Linked DNA regions of Homo sapiens: region 2 is linked to region 1. A link is a loop called in an ENCODE intact Hi-C map of the cell type or tissue named here. Cell type or tissue: mammary epithelial cell. All regions are shown on one strand. Each heading gives the region's core, and the rest is flanking DNA. Links, peaks and the distances in the headings are about the cores only.

What was found. Hi-C counts contacts between places; a loop is a spot of excess contacts. Peaks named below come from ENCODE experiments on the same cell type or tissue, not always from the same donor. Only the 100,000 strongest peaks of a DNase experiment are listed, where the experiment ranks them.
Region 2: a loop joins it to region 1, with 2.4 times the contacts of the local background. A loop is called at or near these places in 5 of 110 quality-filtered maps.

What each region holds. Positions count from the first base shown.
Region 1 is chr17:62,888,667-62,898,649 of GRCh38, reverse strand. No RefSeq gene overlaps it. Among named protein-coding and RNA genes, the nearest start is that of MIR633, 51 kb to the left of the region's middle. In mammary epithelial cell, for the core only: no CTCF peak of the experiment used is centred there; DNase peaks (open chromatin) are centred at 2,509, 2,689 and 5,509; H3K27ac peaks cover 2,659 bases.
Region 2 is chr17:62,815,531-62,825,513 of GRCh38, reverse strand. The region is part of intron 1 of MARCHF10-DT (MARCHF10 divergent transcript); the gene reads right to left. Among named protein-coding and RNA genes, the nearest start is that of MARCHF10-DT, 12 kb to the right of the region's middle. RefSeq lists an enhancer at 1-369. In mammary epithelial cell, for the core only: no CTCF peak of the experiment used is centred there; DNase peaks (open chromatin) are centred at 2,143 and 5,483; H3K27ac peaks cover 5,264 bases.

The sequences.
Region 1 (9,983 bases), core at 1,282-9,281:
GCAAGTGCTGACCCTGGCCGACACTCACGGCTCTGAAATAACTGGCTTTAAGAGCCAAGCCCGAGGAGAATTTAATTTGGGATAGTTTCAAGGGTAGAAGATGCCAGCCCTGTCTCCGTTTTGCCTTGTAGCTAGTGTTTTTATCCAAATGTGAAAGCTCTCTCTGTCTCCACCTCTCCTGCACTCCCACAAACCGCCCCCACCCCCCAAACCTCTTTCCAAATGTCCTTCCAGCTGCTATTTTCAATTCCGGCCTGAAGGCAAATGTTTCACTGTAGCAGAATTACTGTAAAATTCCTTCCTGTGCTCTCACAGATAATGGAACTCTGGCTCCAGAGAACCTAGGACAATTCCCTAGAGAACTCCAGAAACCTACCACTTCAGAAATCGCCCAAAGGCAATCCCAAAAGACAGATCTAAGGAAACAGAACTATCATGAAAGGTTATCATCAGAGGGACAGGTCAAACAATATGATTATTTTTAATGGCACTGGCGGAATCTAGATATGTTTTGTTTTTTATGTATCAAGTCAGTTTCAAACCACCAAAGACAACTATGGGGCAGAAAATAATGTATGAAATTGGCTGATGGGCCTGTAAACGTACAAACCTGGGATATAAAAAGCACTTCAGTGGGCATTGTATAAACAAGGAGAAAATTGTATCCAAAAACAACCTGCAAAACTGCAGAGGAAGCAGCATCTTTGGAAAACAATGAGTCATAAATCTTTTTTTTCTCCTCTGATGGACAGACAATACAAAATGGGACTAGCATCAATATTGATAAGTGTTTCTACTACACTGCCATTTCAGCATGTCTCAGGAAGTCCTGAGCATGGTCTGTGTGGAGTTTAAGAAGTAAGGAATCCTCAAATTAAACACTTCTGGAAATCTGTGTGTTGTCTGGAAGCAGTGTTCCTGATTTCCAATTCGGTCCCTTCATAAGTCAGCTATCGAAATACACATTTCACTGCAAATTCATTAGTTCAGTACTAAGACAAGTTCAGATGGCCATCTTTATTGGATTCATGGAAAATTATATAAAAAGTTTATTGCATTAGAGAAAAAATAATGCGTCCTTTCTAAGAAAAAGAAGCAAGCTAGAATTAATTTCCTTGAGAATCTAGTTATAAAAGCTGATGACAGCCAAGTGTTCCCTGCAGAATCTCCCAGGGGTAGATGAGCAGAATGGTAGAGACTTAGGACAGCAGATGTATAGGTGTAGGGTAGATTTGGCCTCAGTTCTTCATCTCTCCTTCTTTCCATATCCCTTGCCACGTGACTGCCGCTCATCCCCAAAAGGGAAAAAGTGCATTTTCCTACCCTTTGACTCTGAATTTGGCCATCTGATTTACTTGAGCCAAAGGAACATTCACATATGTAATGCAAATAGAGACTTAAAAAACATTTGCTCAATTGAACATGTACCCTTCCACCTCTGCCACTGCAAAGAGAAGAATGTGTCCAGGTTGGCTGGCTGGTCACAGGAGGGGAAGAGAGACACACAGAGTAGAGTTGCCCGGCCAGACTCAGTATAGAAGAGAGCTCCAGCTGACAATAGATGCATGGAGCAATCCTAGCCTAGATCAGCCAAACCCCTTGTTATACAATAATTAACCAATAGAGGTGTTATGGGATCATGTTGACTCCCCAGATCATTCCATAACCTCAGAATAGCTCTAATATAAGGGTTAATAACCACATGAATCTACAGAGACATTAGTGGACATTTGCATTATGGGTCCACTGTTCCTATCCAAAAACCGCAGAAAGCCTTCTCCATTCTAAGGAAAGATCCTGAGATTTTTTCCTGAAAACTCTCACCGTGGTTTGAGTTACTCCAGAAGTTAACTCAGATGAGGGCTGGGTGCAGTGGCTCACGCCTGTAATCCCAGCACTTTGGGAGGCTGAGGTGGGTGGACCACTTGAGGTCAGGAGTTCAAGACCAGCCTGCCCGACATGTGAAACCCTGTCTCTATTAAAAATACAAAAACGGGCAGGGCGTGGTGACTCAAGCCTGTAATTCTAGCACTTTGGGAGGCCAAGGCGAGCAGATCACAAGGTCAGGAGTTCAAGACCAGCCTGACCAATATGGTGAAACCCCATCTCTACTAAAAATACAAAAATTAGCCAGACGTGGTGGTGCGCACATGTAGTCCCAGCTACCCGGGAGGCTGAGGCAGGAGAATTGCTTGAACTCAGGAGGCAGAGGTTGCAGTGAGCCGAGATCGCACCATTGCACTCCAACCTGGGCGACAGAGCGAGACTCCATCTCAAAAAAAAAAAAAACAAAAACAAAAATCAGTCGTGCATGGTGGCACGTTCCCGTAGTCCCAGCTACTCAGAATGCTGAGGCAGGAGAATCACTTGAACCTGGGAGGTAGCGGCTGCAGTAAGTCAAGATCACATCATTGCATTCCAGCCTGGGTGACACAGCAAGGCTCTGTCTCAAAAAAAAAAAAAAAAAAAAAGAAGTTAACTCAGATGAGGAATCAAGTGCAAGTAGTTTAAGTGATGTAAGTACGGAAGCACATGATAGAAGGGAAGGAAAGCAGACGGTACAGGAGGTGCTACCAAGCTAGCCACAGCTATGGACAACTGGAGATCAATCCCACTGCGGGAGTCTGAGCACCAGTGTGGAATATACTCAGAACAGGCTCCTCTGAGGGATGGGGAGCTCTGGTATTTCTTTAATCCTGCCAGTCATTGACTAAGGGCTGCCCTAGGGGGAATGATCTCCGGGCATTTCCAGGGTGCCACACTAGCAGCGGCCAGAGAGCACCCTCAGGCAGGGAAATGCAGGTTCTTGCAATGGGAAGTCTCACATTCTACAGCAGAAGTGGTAAGGCAAAGGGATACGTGCAGAGCACTGGCAGCACTTGCTACAACCCTGCTGTGGTGTAACCTCAGCTTGGGGAGCATGAAATCCTGGCAGCTTGGATGCCAGGCAGGACACGCACATACAGGTCAGATCTTTGGATCAGTGGGATACTATGTGTCCTGACAAGAGCCATGAGCTCTTCCATGCCAACTTCCTTTTATACATTTGCACATTTTCCTGTAGCTTCCCCAGTCCTTTCTCATATCCTCATACCACTGTTTATGGTGTCCACCCCACTGGGGTGAAAATGGGTGACAACAGCCATGACTGGCTCTTGTTGCAGCTGCCCACCATCTGACAATTTAGTTCCATCTGGTCCGTGAAGCAAGTAATGCTCTCCGTGAAATTAGAGACACAGGGCCTGCAATCTCACACACAAACGCAGGTCAGGCTTCCCTCTGAAAGGTACAACATCCAGTGTGAGTACAGTCAGACCTAACTCCACACAGTAGCTGTGGGTTTAAAAAGCTATGTATTTTCATCAGTGCTCCTCAAACTTTTTCATCAAACTTCCATTATCAGTGGGAGAAGGTAGATCATGTATTCCTGCTTGTAGCTCAAAGTGGGATTATTTGAGTATAAAAATGTTTTATTCAACATGGACATGGAGTTTTTGTCTACCAGCATCCTTTTCTAGAAGGAAAACACAGTCCCCCTCACTGCATCCTTGCTGTGGGGCTGTCATTTATAATTGCTTTGGATCCTTGGTCACAGGGCTGGGCTGTAGATAGGCAAGGTCAAGCATGGTATTCCATGGGCACCTGCCTCCAGCAGGGCCAACTGAAGTCTCGTATTATATTATATTATATTATATTATATTAATTTAGAGACAGAGTCTTGCTCTGTGACCCAGGCTGGCGTGCAATAGTGGGATCTCGGCTTACTGCAACCTCCATCTCCCAGGTTCAAGCCATTCTCCTGCCTCGCCTCCTGAGTAGCTGGGATTACAGACACCCGCCACCACACCTGGATAATTTTTGTATTTTTAGTAGAGATGGGGTTTCACCATGTTGGCCAGGCTGGTCTCAAACTCCTGACCTCAGGTGATCTGCCCTCCTCGGCCTCCCAAAGTGCTGGGATTACAAGTGTGAGCCACCACACTCAACCTGAAGTATCTTTTTTAAAATTGGTGTATAAATATGAAGAGAAAGAAGTTATTTCTCTTCTGTGGGTGGCTAAGCAAAGAGAATAAGGACTGGAGTTGCCAGCAGTCAGTTTAACTGTAACTTGGAGAAAGCCTCCACACAGAATGAGGCCAAGCAGAGCAGAAAGATGGAAAGAGCTACAGCTCTGACAACATCATTGGAACACCTAGATCCAGCCATACCTGAAGCTTCATGGGCTTCCCAGACAAGTGAACCCCTCCAAAAAGATGGGTGGTGGGGGGTGGTGGGCGGCAGTTGCTTAAGTTAATTCATTTGTAATTGGAAGCTTTATAAAGTGGTTGATAAGGCTGACATTCCAGAAAAAAAGGACCTTGTTTACCCTGTGGCTTCATATTTCCCCAGCACATATACCCTAGGAAAATATGAGGCTGGATTTAGAATCACGACCTCACATCTTTATTTCAGAGATGCTTTAATTGCACCTTTGACTATTCTTCATATCAGCATAGATTCTGAATACTTTTGGTCTAAATTTCCCTGGCCCCTCCCCAACCTGAGCCTCCCCAGCTACCTGCTCCTCCACTGTTCCCTGTGGTACCTAAAGGTCTGCTCCCATCCTCCTTGGGTCCCCTGCTCTCCACTTGACGTGGCTCTGTGCTCAGGCACCCTTCTTCCCCGCCTCCCCCATCCCTACCTTGGAAAGTAAAACCCATGAGATGTTAGCCACTGAGGAGAGAAGCTTGGAACAGATTTCTGGGGTCAAACCAGAGAGGACTATACCAAGGTGGCATGCCATTGCCAGAGTGGACTGGGAAGACTCCCTGCTGTTGAAGCAGTGAGTTTGGCTTTTAGGAACAGAGGGCAAAGGCAGGGTCCCAAGCCTAACACAACAACCACAGAATACTCCTCTCTTATTAAGAAACTATGTGCCGGGCGCAGTGGCTCACACTTGTAATCCTAGTAGCATTTTGGGAGACCAAGGCGGGTGGATCACCTGAGGTCAGGAGTTCGAGACCAGCCTGAGCAACATGGTGAAAACCTGTCTCTATTATAAATACAAAAAAAATTAGCTGGGCATGGTGGTGGGCACCTGTAATCCCAGCTACTCGGGAGGCTGAGGCTGGAGAATCGCTTGAACCTGGGAGGCGAAGGTTGCAGTGAGCCAAGATTGTACCATTGCACTCCAACCTGGGCAACAGGAACGAAACTGCATCTAAAAAAAAAAAAAAAAGAAAGAGAAAAGAAAAAGACACTATGGTACGTGTAGCACTAACATGCTCCCTAAGCACACAAAAGAAGTAGCAGACAGGCCCTACTTTCCAGGCAATTTTAATTTAGCCAAAGGATAAAGTAAAAATGTAGAGAACCGTCACAAGGTAAAATAGAACCGAGTGCCTGGCAGAGCAGGAAAAAGGGTATGAGTAATCAGCAGATGAGGTAGAAGGGCTGAGTGAGGTGAGTTAGCAGGAGAGGGACTCTCGGAGGAAATGAATCTTGAGCCAGGCCCTGAAGGAAGTCATTGACAAATGTAAACTCTCCAGCGGGCCACAGAGGAAGAGGCTGGGCTGTCTGCAGGAGTTGTGTAACTCACATATGCTCTGACCTGTTTGTCTGTGAAGACTCAGACCAGCTCTGAAGCTATTTAGCCTTGATCTCTAAGTCTACACAAAACCACTGTCTTGGTTAAAGAAATGTAGTATGTTTGGCACAAGGCACACCCTATAGATGATGTCATGTCTATAGATCAAAGCCAGGCTAATGTCACCAGGCAAGGGAAGAAGACTTGGAAAACACAGTCTGTATTATGCTTTTTCTTTTTTTAGCCTTCTGTTTCCAAGGTTAGTTTTTAGGGTGAAGATTTTCATCTTGATTACAGCTCTTGGTAAATGAAGGTCATTTTTAAAGTCTGATTCCTGGAAGTGAAATGTAGAATTTATGGAAACACAAATTCTTGATATGTTAATTGTGCTAATTGAAATAGAGGGCCTCTTTAAAACAACAACAACAAAAAAGAAAACAACACAAAAATCTTTTTGCCTTAGGAGCAGAAAGTGAATGAGAGACATAATAATGGAGTTTGCAGATTGTTCTTTCCTTGCAAGAGACATCAGCTGAAACACAGTCTTTAGCCATAATGAAAACACATTTTTAAGTTCCTTGCTTATTCTGGCAAGATAAAAACAAGTTGTCATGAAACCACTTCTGTCAAGACTAGAAGCTTTGGCCTTATCGCCATTGTTAAAGGCAATCCAAGAAATACTATTTAAGGCTAATTTTGTTGCCCTTTTGAAGAGACTTTTGAAATCATAAAAAAAGAGTCCAGACAATAAGCTGGATAGGAAGGACAAGTTCCTCCTTGGCAGCCAGTGTCGAATTACACTGTCCCCTGTCTGTGGATAAAACAGAATTGTGCTCTTCAGACTGCCAACCCCTTACTTGACAACCACTACAAAAAGTTAACAATAAATGAAACTGACAGCCCACTTCACCAGATTGGGAGTACATCTGAACTTCTACGGCAAGACAGCTGGACTTGAGTTCATTTCCCTGGAGGCTGGGCTACAGCAATACCTAATGAAAACAATGATGGACATATATTTATTTCCAAGGCATTTGTAGCCTGCACCCTGGTTCCAGTCTTATCGCAGAAGCTGGATCAATTTTCACATCTTTTCACTAAATGGATGGGATGTGAAATTACTCCTATTGACAATAAGCATTCTCAAGGGCTGTGGTAATTGTGTAGCCCAGCACAGCAGAAAAGAGGTGCTAACAAAAGCACATAGACAATTGGTTACCATCAATTTCCTGTGGCATTGGTACATGTGAGTAAGGCAGTTAAAAAAAAAAAATGCGGTCCTGGGTAAAGCCTATACCTTCTCCATCAGTAGCAAATCCAACCAGCAGAATGCAGGTGGCAGGTGATTTCTCCCCCAGCAATCTCTGAAAAGTGTGCGGTACCAAATCTAATCACAGCCAGGATTTGTAGACTGAGAAACCAAGGGCCTAACCTTCTGCCTGGTCATTTCTGCATATCGCCTCCCCCTGCCCCCATCGCACTCCATTCCTCCCATCTTTTATGCTACCCCATTTGTGAGATGAGTGCCAAATGACCTCTTTGACAATGGACCAGAGTGGACAGCTTCATTTTCATTCCCATCTTTAAAGGTTTGACCTATGTGAGATGCTTGGATTAGAAACAGCTCCTGGCTCCTGCCTTCTTATTGGTTTTGTCTCAAATGCACTGGCCTATATATATATCAGGAACAAAGAATGAAGACAAAAGTAAGCCCATTGGTGAGGTGAGTTAGGACCCAGGCAGAGAGCCTGATGGAGTATGTAAATGAAATATACTGCCCTTGGTCTCCAGATCTCAGATTGTCTTGCAGATACCAAAAGCTGATCCAGCACTAATGAAACATCATTCTTAGGAAGGTGCCCATAAGGTCAATTTCTTCACCATTATACAAATGATTTATTTCCTCTAAAATAGTCCATCTAATTCAACCAAAAGTAAATTTAATAAAAAGCACTTTATATGCTTGCATAAATATAACTTAAGTAGGAAGTTGCTATTTTGACAGCTTGACAATAAAGGTAGAAGCAATGGGAAAACAATTTTCATGAACCGTATAGATACTGAATTTACAATGTTACGAGATCAGGTCCACCTTTTGAAAATTCTGGTTCGGTTTGGAGCTGTCAATCAGTCAACAAAAGGGCACATTTCTTTCATGCCTTTGTCTGCCTGAAGTTAAAAAATAAAATAAAATGTTTCTGTCCAGGTTTTCTATCAAAGAATTTCCTTTTTGCAGTCCTGGAAAAACCAGATAGAAGAAGGAAACCATTTACTGAGTGTCAGCCATTATGTTAGGTATTTTATATACAGTATATATTTCACAAATGTTATCTAATTTAATTTTTATAATACTGAGGAATTATTCAACCCCAGGGTATCTGGCCTCTGAGCTTGGGCCCCTCCCTCTCTATGCTATTATGATACACTGTTTGCCAATTTTCAGAGAAATAGAGTACAATAAAATTTACTTGGCAGTAATGAAAACAATTTATTCTATTGTGATCAAAAAGACACTTTACCTCAAGTTTTATTTATCTAAATAGCAACTATCATGGCTTAGTTTTATTACTTGTACATCCATTGTAGTTAAAAGATGGGTGTTAGGCTGAATCTTTACTGATCCTGTTATTTTCTAATATCAAATTATTTATTTAATACCTTTTCTAATAAAATGAGAGGGTAGGGCCAGGCGCAATGGCTCATGCCTCTAATCCCAGCACTTTGGGAGGCCGAGGTGGGCAGATCACCTGAGGTCAGGATTTTGAGACCAGCCTGGCCAACATGGTGAAGCCCTGTCTCTACTAAAAATACAAAAATTAGCCAGCCATGGTGGCATGCATCTGTAATCCTAGCTACTTGGGAGGCTGAGGCAGAAGAATCACTTGAACCCAGGAGGTGGAGGTTGCAGTGAGCCGAGATCGCACCACTGTACTCCAGCCTGGGCAACAGAGTGAGACTCTTGTCTCAAAAAATAAATAAATACATAAATAAATAAATAAATAAATAAAATGAGAGGGCAGAAAAAAATGGTGGTTACTTGAATCTTTTTGGTTGTATGGATTGTGTGTAGTATTTGGTATTATTTACTTATTTGTGTAGGTCCATTGTAGCATATTCCCAACCTTTGGGCTTGGGACTTTAAGCAAAATAAAATTAAAGGCCTTAATTCTCCTAAACAAATATTTTGGTTTTTATTTAATGGTAAAATTAGATAACATTAACAATATGAACAGGCTCAAGAAGGGTTGAGATAAATTTATATACCAACCCCGTCATTGTGTGAGGGCTGCTTCAGAGCTGAGTTGGGTGGTCATGTCCCAGCGCTTCTGCCTTCCACATGGGTAGGTTCAAGAAGGGTTGAAATAAATGTATGGAACTCGACTGCCTAATAATAGATTAAGAGAAATTAAGGAATTGGGAATGTATTCTAATTTCAGAGAGCAATGCCGTAGAAAACCACCACCCTTCTCCATAGAATATTACTTGAAGAGTATTAAGAGAAACACTGCATTTTTCATGCATTTCTCAAGTTTATTTCCAACAGCTTTCCTTCAAAACTCATTTTGCTTCATCACTATCTAATCTCCTAATTTTATCAGCATTTTCTAAACCTCCCAGGAGAAAAATCTGAGAATAGCACTTTCCAATAATGGGTTCTTTAAAATACTAAGGTCTGTGATATGCTAATAAGGTTCTGCCAAATAAAGAATCTCTTTAGGGAATACTAGATTAAAGAAAATCACACAGGTTTCACTTCTAGTAAAGGCCAAGTAACTCATGTTAGACCAACCCTTCTGTAGACAAAGACTAAATTCTTGAGAAAATATACTCTCAAAAAATACAGACAACTATTTGAAGTTACTAAAAAATGATCAAAAATGGGCTGTAATACTGAAGAAGGGAATGGCATTGGATGAATTTCCCATTTTTACAGCTTTTGGTCCTAGAACAGGCTCTACAGAGAGCTGTTCCAGGAAGAATGGTTAAAACTCAAATAGAAGCTCAGTGTTACTTGGAGAACTAGAAACACAGCTCTGGATAACTACAGCAGCTAGCAAGTGGGGGACATCTCAGAAAGGAGAGAACCAGAAAGGAGGAGGCCCAAATTCTATGCATAAATCTCTGGCTGACATCTGAACCATGCATGCATGGAACAGATTCCAAGAAGCCCAGCTAAAAATAAATTAACTGAGATTTTAGTGATGTCTTTCTCCAGGAAGACAGAGTTTGCAGTGTGAGTTCAGCCAGGTTAACTTTCTGCTAAAACAAAAACGGAAATCTCTTTAAAGGAACATCATAAAATTCAGAATGTCTATACCATATCATTCACATTGTCCAGAATGCAATCCAAAATTACTCAGCATACAAAGAAATCAGAAAATGTGACTCCTACAAGAGAAAAGATAATCAACAAAGA
Region 2 (9,983 bases), core at 872-8,871, 73 kb after region 1:
ACTTCTTTGAGAAATTGGAAGGACTGGACTTGCATTGCATCCTCCCCGCATAGCTAGGAGGAGCTTGGGCCAGAGCCCCCACCTAACCCACACTACTCACATGCATTACCTGCTCTGAACTCAGATATATCTGAGTGTGAGACCCTGTTAATGGGTCACTCTGGCTTAGGCTGTGCATCAATGAGACTCATCAGACTCAAGTGTTTGCTTCTTTGGGGCCCCTCCCTGTACCCTCTAATTAAACTCTATATTCAGTATAGGGTGTCAGGTCCCAGTTGGGTCTAAAATGGGAGGCATTTACAGCCATGGTCCCGGACCAGAATCACTTCAATGTTTTCACTGATCTGAAGATTTTCTTGGCAAGTAAGGGTTCAGAGAAGTTTGTTGAAGTTTGTGTCTAAGCTAGGTTAAGCGGAGGAATGTGTCTCAATTCAAAATGAGAGCAACTCTGGGGTTAAGCAAGAGAATGACCCATGATGAAGGTATTATGGAAATGTCCTCTGTGTGAGCTGGGTAGAGAAGAATATCCGGATTCCGGGCTTCACTCTGCCTCTAACAAGCTGTAAGATGAGTCACTGACCTCAGTTAGCCCCTGTCTCTTCACCTATAAAACAAAAGGGATGTTTCTGCATTTAGAGCCCAGCCCCTACGTTAGAATCACCTAGGGGACGTCTAAAAATGTTGATACTTAGACCCCTCCCTAGGCCAGTTGAATCTGATTCCTTGCAATGAGGGTCCAGGACACAGTTAACAAGATCTCCAAGGTCCCTTCCCATCCTCTAATTCTGTGGTCTCAGTGGCTTGGGAGCAGATGCCAGAATAGCCATTAACTCTGTTAATTTCTCCTGTATGTCAGATTGCCAGCAAAGAACATTCATTTCTCACACACACACACACACACAAACACACACACACACACACACATATAGAGGTGTGGTCATTGTTTTTCATTTTCTTTCTTTTTCTTTTTAATTTTTGAGACAATGTTTTACTCTGTTGTCCTGGCTGGAGTATAGTGGCGCAATCAGAGCTCACTGCAGCCTCACCCTCTCAGACTCAAGCTATCCTCCCGTCTCAGCCTCCCAAGTAGCTGGAACCATCTCTACTAAAAGTACAAAAATTAGCTGGGCATGGTAGCACACACCTGTAATCCCAGCTACTTGAGAGGCTGAGGCAGGAGAATTGCTTTAGCCTGGGAGGTAGAGGTTGCAGTGAGCTGAGATCGTGCCACTGCACTCCAGCCTGGGTGGCAAGACTCTGTCTCAAAAAAAAAAAAAAAAAGTGTTGGCCGGGCGTGGTGGCTCAAGCCTGTAATCCTAGCACTTTGGGAGGCCAGGACAGGTGGATTGCCCAAGCTCAGGAGTTCGAGACCAGCCTGGGCAACATGGTGAAACTCTGTCTCTACTAAAATACAAAAAATCAGCCGGGCATGGTAGCGGGTGCCTGTAATCCCAGCTACTTGGGAGGCTGAGGTAGAATTGCTTGAACCCAGGAGGCAGAGGTTGCAGTGAGCCAAGATCATGCCACTGCACTCCAACCTGGGTGACAGAGCAAGACTCTGTCTCCATTAAAAAAAAAAAAATGTTTTAATTAGCTGAGCAAGGTGGCATGCACCTGTAGTCCAGAGGCTGAGGCAGGAGGACTGCTTGATCCTAGGAGTCCCAGACCAGCCTGGGCAACCTAGCGAGACCCCATCTCTACAATAAATAAAAATAAAAATAAATCACTGGGTGTGGTGGTGCACAGGCCTGTAGTCCCAACTATTCAAGAGGCTAAGGTGGGAGGATGGCTTGAGCCCAGGAGTTCAAGGTTGACTGAGCCATGATTGCATCACAGTACTCTAGCCTGGGCAACAGAGTGAGGCTCTGATTCTAAAAATAAAAAATATTCATTACATGTTGAAACGACAATGTTTCAATTTAGTGGGTTTAGTAAAATATGTTATTAAAATGAATTTCACCCATTTCCTTTTACTTTTCTGAATATTATTCCTAGGAAATTTGAAATTACTTATATGACTCATATTTCTATTAGATAGTGCTAAAAGGTGTCCACTTTCTGAACCTCTTTTTTTTTTTTTTGAGACAGAGTCTTGCTCTGTCACCCAGGCTGGAGTGCAGTGGTGTAATCTCGGCTCACCGTGAGCTCTGCTTCCTGGGTGATTCAAGTGATTCTCATGCCTTCCAAGTAGCTGGAATTACAGGCGAGCACCACCCCATGCCCAGCTAATTTTTGTACTTTTGGTAGATACAGGGTGTCGCCATGTTGGCCAGGCTGGCCTTGAATTCCCGACTTCAAGTGATCTGCCTGCCTTGGCCTCCCAAAGTGCTGGGGTTACAGGCATAAGCCTCTGTGCCTGGCCTCTGAACCTTTAATTGAAGACTGTAGTTTGTTGTTCGCTTGTTTGTTTGTTTTTTTAGACAGCTTCTCATAATGAACTAAGTTGAAGGTCTGAAAAACATCCAATTGCCAGTCTTTACTGCACAGGGCACTGACTGTAACTATACAACCCTGATGGTTGGGGAAACAAATGTGGTACTTTCTGTGAATATGACAATTTTGTACACTGAAATATGGTCCATGGGAGAATCCTAGTGGAACGCTATGACTGGGAATAAGGTGGAGGTTCCTGGTCAGTTCCCCCTGCTTTCTATCTCACATTAGAGGTAGAATTTCAATGTATGTGCCACACCAGTTCTGCCCTCATGCAGTAAACATACGAGTGGTAAACCATGAACCAAAATAGTGAGTGCATTTAAAAGAGACATTTAAACGTCCAGTCCCATTCACTGCAACTTTGTTTTACTTTTGCTTTCTTTCTTGCTCTGTCACCCAGGCTGGAGTGTGTGGCACCATCTCGGCTTACTGCAACCTCCTGGGCTCAAGTGATTGTCCTGCCTCTGCCTCCCAAGTAGCTGGGATTACAGGCATGCACCACCATTCCCAGCTAATTTCTGTATTTTTAGTAGAGACAGGGTTTCGCCATGTTGGCCAGGCTGGTCTTGAATCCTGACCTCAAGTGATCCGCCCGCCTTGACCTCCCAAAGTCCTGGGATTACAGGCATGAGCCACTGTGCCTGGCCGCAACTTTGTTTTTCATCACTGGTCTCTCCCAGGCTTCAAAGCAGTTGTTGCTGTAGTCTTGTGGCATTTCTAGCCAAAAGGTCTGAGACTAGCAGTTATCGGCCCTCATCCTGCCTTATCATATAGCCACAATAGTGGGCAGGGAAGGGAAAACATGTAAGGCTGGGCGCTTGGAAGTAGGGCCAGCTTAAAGTACAGAAAAAGTGGGCAACCATCCAGAAAATGTGCACTCGGGTGTAGGAGCCTCCAACATACTATGAAGCTCTCCTGCTGAGCTGGCAAAAGCTCTTTTAGCTTGAGGCTTCCAGGTACATGTGCCCAGGTGTACCCTGTATGAGCCATTTATACCGTAGTGCGAATACTTTTCAGATCAATTTGATTCAATAAATATTGATTATGCATAGCTGCCCTAAGCAGATTTTGAAAAGGCTGTTGGGAGCTTCCTTCCAGACAGGGAGGGAAAGGGCGCAGACAGGAAGGCTGGGAGAGTTGACAACAAACGTCATCTAGCTCAAGGTCTAGCCAGTGTTTGGTGCTGCTGAGAAATGCTTCCTCTCAGAGGGAACTGACGCGCCAGCACCCACCACTGAATGGGGCCTCCAGCAATTCTTGGAGGCCTTTCACCATCCCTCACCGTGAGAACCTTCCTTTTCCTCTCCTTCATCTCCCCTGTGCCCCCACCACCACCCAGGCCCACATCTACCTCTATCGTAGAGCTTACTCTATGGCCTTGTTTACTTTCCTACCTCCCCGCTAGCACAAAGACCGAATATTATTCCTCTGTGAATCCGCAGAACCTCGAACAGTACTTAGCACTTAAGTGCTTGATCAGCGTTTGATGAATGAATACATGATTTTGCCTTCCCACCTCATGCAGCACGAGGAGGGGGATGCTAAGAGAGCCTAGCATCCCCACCACCATGGCATTTGGGGTGAAGGAGGTTGCAAACACCTGCATCAAACTGTGCCAGCATTTTTCAACGCTGGACACAACATTTTGAAACAAAGGTGAAGGGGAAGAGGCATAGGACAGGTCAGGGCATGCGGTATTACCACCCATGTGCACACATACCCATTCATATGCTGCCAAAATGTTGCTCTACCCTTTCCCAAGCACCCCTGTTACTGTTTAACCCAACCTCAGTAGCCTTCTAAGAGAAAGACCATTATAATGACTTGATCTGCATTAAAATAAAAAACAAAGTATGTCAAAACTTTTTCCCACAATCATAGGGCTATCACACTTTTTAACAAACTAAACCTCCACCATATCCCAGCGTTCGATATACTGCAAGTAAGTGCCTGGCACTCAGAAAGCTCAAGGTTCCAGCAACAGTTGTGTGGCCTTGGATAAGGAACACAGGGAGACTCTTTGTCCTCTTGTTTCTTCAGTGTATTAAAGGGAGATAGTGGTATATTCAAAGGGCATGAAAAAAGCTTAACATGAGTCTGCATGGAGCTCTTTGAAATGCATGAAGGGCACTACAGTGGATAAATTCAACACTTGTCCTAGTGTTCACTCAGAACCCTTGTCCGGACATTTATAAAATCCCTCTGTGGACATGTACACACACACACACACACACACACACACACACACACACACACACGCGCATGCATGCACGCACGCACATACACAAATATATCTAAAAGTGCTTAATTGTTTTTAAAATGTTTAAGTAAATACATTGTAATGATTATAAGGCCTCTGTACAATGTATCTAAGGCAAGCCTGCCAGGATAAGAGCTATTTGAGAAACTAAATCACATCATTGAAAGAATAGCAATGAGGCAATTGATGAAATATTGCATTAGCAGTGGCCTCTGACCCCATGTAATGCCAACCAAATGCTTTTTCCTCTCTTTGTAATTTAATCATTTTTCAATTAAATTAATTTCTTAAAATCACTCAGATAAGCCGCCTGTATTAAACACACACACGCACAAACACACACACAACTTCAGGTGTAGGTGAAATAAAGGACACTCTGCAATCACAATCACTGTGTTGTGATTCTGCTCCATTCTGGAAATGAATGATATCCTGTTTCCTTTTTTCTATATCTGACGAGAATTTTGCATAACTTCTTCCTGCTACAGTGTGAAGTCAAAGGCCCCCAAATACCCCCCAAGACAGAGACCCAGTCGCCACAATATAAAATTATGAAAGTACAGCCATAAGAGGCCCATAGCATGTTTGCTGGACAGACTGACTGGTTATTTTTAAAAGTTTACTTTAATACAAATGAACTGGCTGGGAAGGTGGCTTTGTAAAGGGAGCAACTCAGAAGAGTGCTAACAAGCCCGCCCCGCACGTCTGTGCTCAGGCTTGCTGGGAGAGCTTACTCCACACACATCCAGGAATTTGTTTGAGGACAGAGCGTGGTTAGGTCATGTTTTAAGAATGTTCTCTCATTATCCTGACTCAGAGGGCGCCGTGAGCCACAGAAGGGACGTTGCACAGTGATACCTTCTGTTCTGTCTGGTTTTCAAGAACTGCCTCACTGTACTGATGGCTGGAGACTGATGTCGCTCGAGGTTAACTCCTTCACGTCTTCTTTTTTACAGGGCTACAGGAAGAGCCCTTTTTCCTGTTGACATTTTTCAAACTTTGTAACCTAGGGGTTAGGCTTGTTAAGGGAGGGGAGGAGAGTGTCTAGGAGCAGTGACTGGAAACAGAGAAGAGACTACATGGAAGCAGAAGAGAGAACCAATTGAAAAGTCTGTAAAACCAGCCAAGAAATCTGTTCGGGAAAATAGAAACCTAAGAGCTGTGGTTTGGCAAGGAACTTTGACTCTTAATGAGAAAGGCAGAGAGAAGAGAAGGAGAGGAAGGATGGAGAGGGGAGGGGAAAGGAGAGAAGAGGAAGGACAGGCGGAGATCAAAAGAGAAAGAAAAGAGAGGGGAGTAAAAGGAGCAAGACCCAGGATGCAACAAAGAGGGACATCAGTAAGGGACATTATGAGGATTGCATTGGAACAAGAGGCTGGAAGTTAAAAATCAGGATATGCGGCCGGGTGCGGTGGCTCACACCTGTAATCCCAGCACTTTGGGAGGCCGAGACGGGCAGATCACCTGAGGTCAGCAGCCTGACAAATATGATGAAACCCTGTCTCTACTAAAAATACAAAAATTAGCCAGGCATGGTGGCATGCACCTGTAATCCCAGCTACTTGGGAGGCTGAGGCAGGGAGAATCACCTGAATCCGGGAGGCGGAGGTTGCAGTGAGCCAGATCGCGCCCGTTGCACTCCAGCCTGGGCGACAAGAGCAAAACTCAGCATCAGAAAAAAAAAAATCAGGCTATGCTACCCAACATGGAACATCTGGTCATGTGTGTGTCCCAGAACTGGGGAAAATTTCTTTGATAATTCATATTTGATCATGTCTCATGCTGATGGACAAGCTCATGCTTGAGTGACATTTTGATGTTTCATCAAAGGCTGTAGTAGGGATCACGAGGTCATAACTACCAATTCTAGTGGGGAACCTTCTCATGGGTCTCTACAATATGCTCCAGACGATATATCAGATGCACACACACACGCGCATATACGTGCATGCACATACGTACGCACAGAGGAATGCACATACACTTTAAAGCCATTCCATGGCTTTCCATTGTGCTTAGAATAAAACCTGACTCCAACTCTCACAACCTCACCAGGCTTCCCTCACAATAGTCTTCCAGCCACACCTTAAGCTTTCTTGAATCCCCTGAGCTTTCTCTCACCTTACAATCATCTCAGTCCTGTTTTCTCCACCCCCGGAGGCTGGCTTCTCTTCATCCTTCAGGTCTCACACAGAGAGGTCATCTTTGACCACCTGTGTAAATAGGGTCTCCCTGCTCCTCCCAATATTCTCTGTTGTGGCACTCTATTAGTGTCCTGGCACTCATTAGCATTTGTCAGTCAGTGTTTATTTATTTTTTAAATTTTTTTAATTTTTAATTTTTGTGGGTACATATTAGGTATATATATTTATGGGGTACGTGAAATGTTTTGACACAGGCATGCGATGTGTAATAATCACATCATGGAGAATGGCAAATCCAGCCCCTCAAGCATTTATCCCTTGTGTTACAAACAATCTAGTTATACTCTTTCAGTTATTTTTATTTATTTATTTATTTATTTGAGACGGAGTCTTGCTCTGTCTCCCAGGCTGGAGTGCAGTGACGCGATCTCGGCTCACTGCAAGCTTCGCCTCCCGGGTTCATGCCATTCTCCTGCCTCAGCCTCCTGAGTAGCTGGGACTACAGGCACCCACCATCACGCCCAGCTAATTTTTTGTATTTTTAGTAGAGACAGGTTTTCACCGTGTTAGCCAGGATGGTCTCGATCTCCTGACCTCGTGATCCACCTGTCTCGGCCTCCCAAAGTGCTGGGATTATAGGCATAAGCCACCATGCCCGGCCCTTTTTTAGTTATTTTAAAATGTACAATTAAGTTATTATTAATTGACAAGTTATTATAGTCACCTTGTTGTGCTATCAGATGGTAGGTCTTATTCCTTCTATTTTTTGTACCCATTAACATGATCCTCCTTCCTTCCACCCCCTCCCCACTATCCTTCCCAGCCTCTGGTAACCATCCTTCTACACTTAATGTACATGAGTTTAATTGTTTTGATTTTTAGATCCCACAAATACGTGAGAACATGCAATGTTTGTCTTTCTGTGCCTGGCTTATTTCACCTAACATGATCTCCAGTTCCATCCATGTTGCTGAAAATGACAGAATCTTATTCTTTTTTTATGGCTGAATAGCACTCCGTTGTGTATATGTACCACATTTTCTTTATTTATTCATCTGTTGATAGACACTTAGACTGCTTCCAAATCTTAGCTTTGTCAGAGGCCTGGCACAGTGGCTCACACCTGTAATTCCAACACTTCGGGAGGCCGAGGCAGGTGGATCCCTAGAGGCCAGGAGTTCGAGACCAGCCTAGCCAACATGGTGAAACCCCGCGTCTACTAAAAATACAAAAATTAGCCAAGTGTGGTGCTGGGTGCCTGTAGTCCCAGGTACAGGAGGCTAGGGCACGAGAATTGCTTGAACCCAGGAGGCGGAGGTTGCAGTGAGCCGAGATTGTGCCACTGCACTCCAGCCTGGGTGACAGAGTAAGGCTCTGTCTCAAAACAAAACAAAACAAAATCCTAGCTATTGTGAACAGTGGTGCAATAAACATGGAGTGCACATATCTCTTCAATATACTGATTTCCTTTCTTTTGGATATATACCCAGCAGTGGGATTGCTGGATCATATGTCCTATTTTTAGTTTTTTGAGGAACCTCCAAACTGTTCTCCACAGTGGTTATACTAATTTACATTCCCACCAACAGTGTATGGGGGTCCCCTTTTCTCTACTAAAAATACAAAATTAGCTGGGCATAGTGGCGCATGCCTGTAATCCCAGCTACTTGGGAGGCTAAGGCAGAAGAATTGCTTGAACCCGGGAGGCGGAGGTTGCAGTGAGCCAAGATCGCACCATTGCATTCCAGCCTGGGCAACAGAGCAAGACTGTCTCAAAACAAAAACAAAAACAAAAACAAAATGTTGTGGAGTAGCGTCCACTTCCTGAAGGTTCAGAAGTTGCTCAGTGCTTATGTTCCTCTGCCCTCTTGATGAGATGGATTTTTTTTTTTTTGGCTCGAGTGTTTATCTGTCCAGAAGCATATTTAATGTTCATGTGGGATTCTTGACACTGACATCGCTTTCTGAAGCCTGAGTCTTGCCCACGGCTCGATGATCAGTCCACAAATCAAACTCTTGGCCAAATATGCACAGCTCGAGTTTATCCAGAGTCCAAACAAATCAGATACTCCTTCTGGACAGAAGTCAAATTCTTCCTTTTGGTAAGAATTTTTCAGAAATGCAAAAAAGCAGTATGTTTTATGTTCTCAAAGTTCCTATAATCACATCCAATCTTGTATCAGATGCATTAACGGCCATAATGGTTTGAAAAGTCTGAAGCTTCCAAAACAGATAAATAAATCAAAGCCCATTTGAACTTTTGAGTAATATTTCAGTACTATAGGATCCAAAAACTTTAATGAGTTTGCCCCCTCTTTGTAAAACAGCACAATAGATCAGCTACAGTTACAAGTGAGGAAAATTCTAAGGGATCTCCCAGAGGACATGCTTTTTTTAAAAAATTGTAATTAATTATAGGGAATTTGCCAGTCTCTAATGGAGTCTACTTCATTCTACAAAAGAACTGGATCTCAAATATCTGCCCTATGAAAGCCCAACAGACATTACTAAATTTCACACAGTTCATGGATGGCTGCAAGCCCTAAACTGGATACGCTCTCAGTTTCATGAAATTAGATGATCTCTAACAAAAATCAGAGATGCGATCATAAAATGTCACTTTCTGAAATTCAGCATAAAAAGTAATCAATATAAAATTAACCACAAAGGTATCAGTAGCATTTTAAAGAAGTAACAGCTTTTATTTATTTATTATTATTATTTTTTGAGACAGAGTCTCACTCTGTCTCCCAGGCTGGAGTGCAATGGCACAATCTCGGCTCACTGCCACCCCCACCTCCCGAATTCAAGCAATTCTCCCTGCCTCAGCCTCCCAGGTAGCTGAGACTATAGGCTCCCGCCACCACACCCAGCTAATTTTTGTATTTTTAGTAGAAACAGGGTTTCTCTATGTTGGCCAGGCTGGCCTTGAACTCCTGAACTCAAATGATCCACCCGCCTCGGCCTCCCAAAGTGCTGGGATTACAGGTGTGAGCCACTGTGCCCGGCCAAAGTAACAGCTTTTAGAGATGCTTTATAAATGCATGGGTGATGTACTTTAGGGTGTCTCATCTCAGCAAGGAGAATGAAATCTATGTACATGATGTAAGCAATAATGATAGCTACCGTTTGTTGAGCAGCTA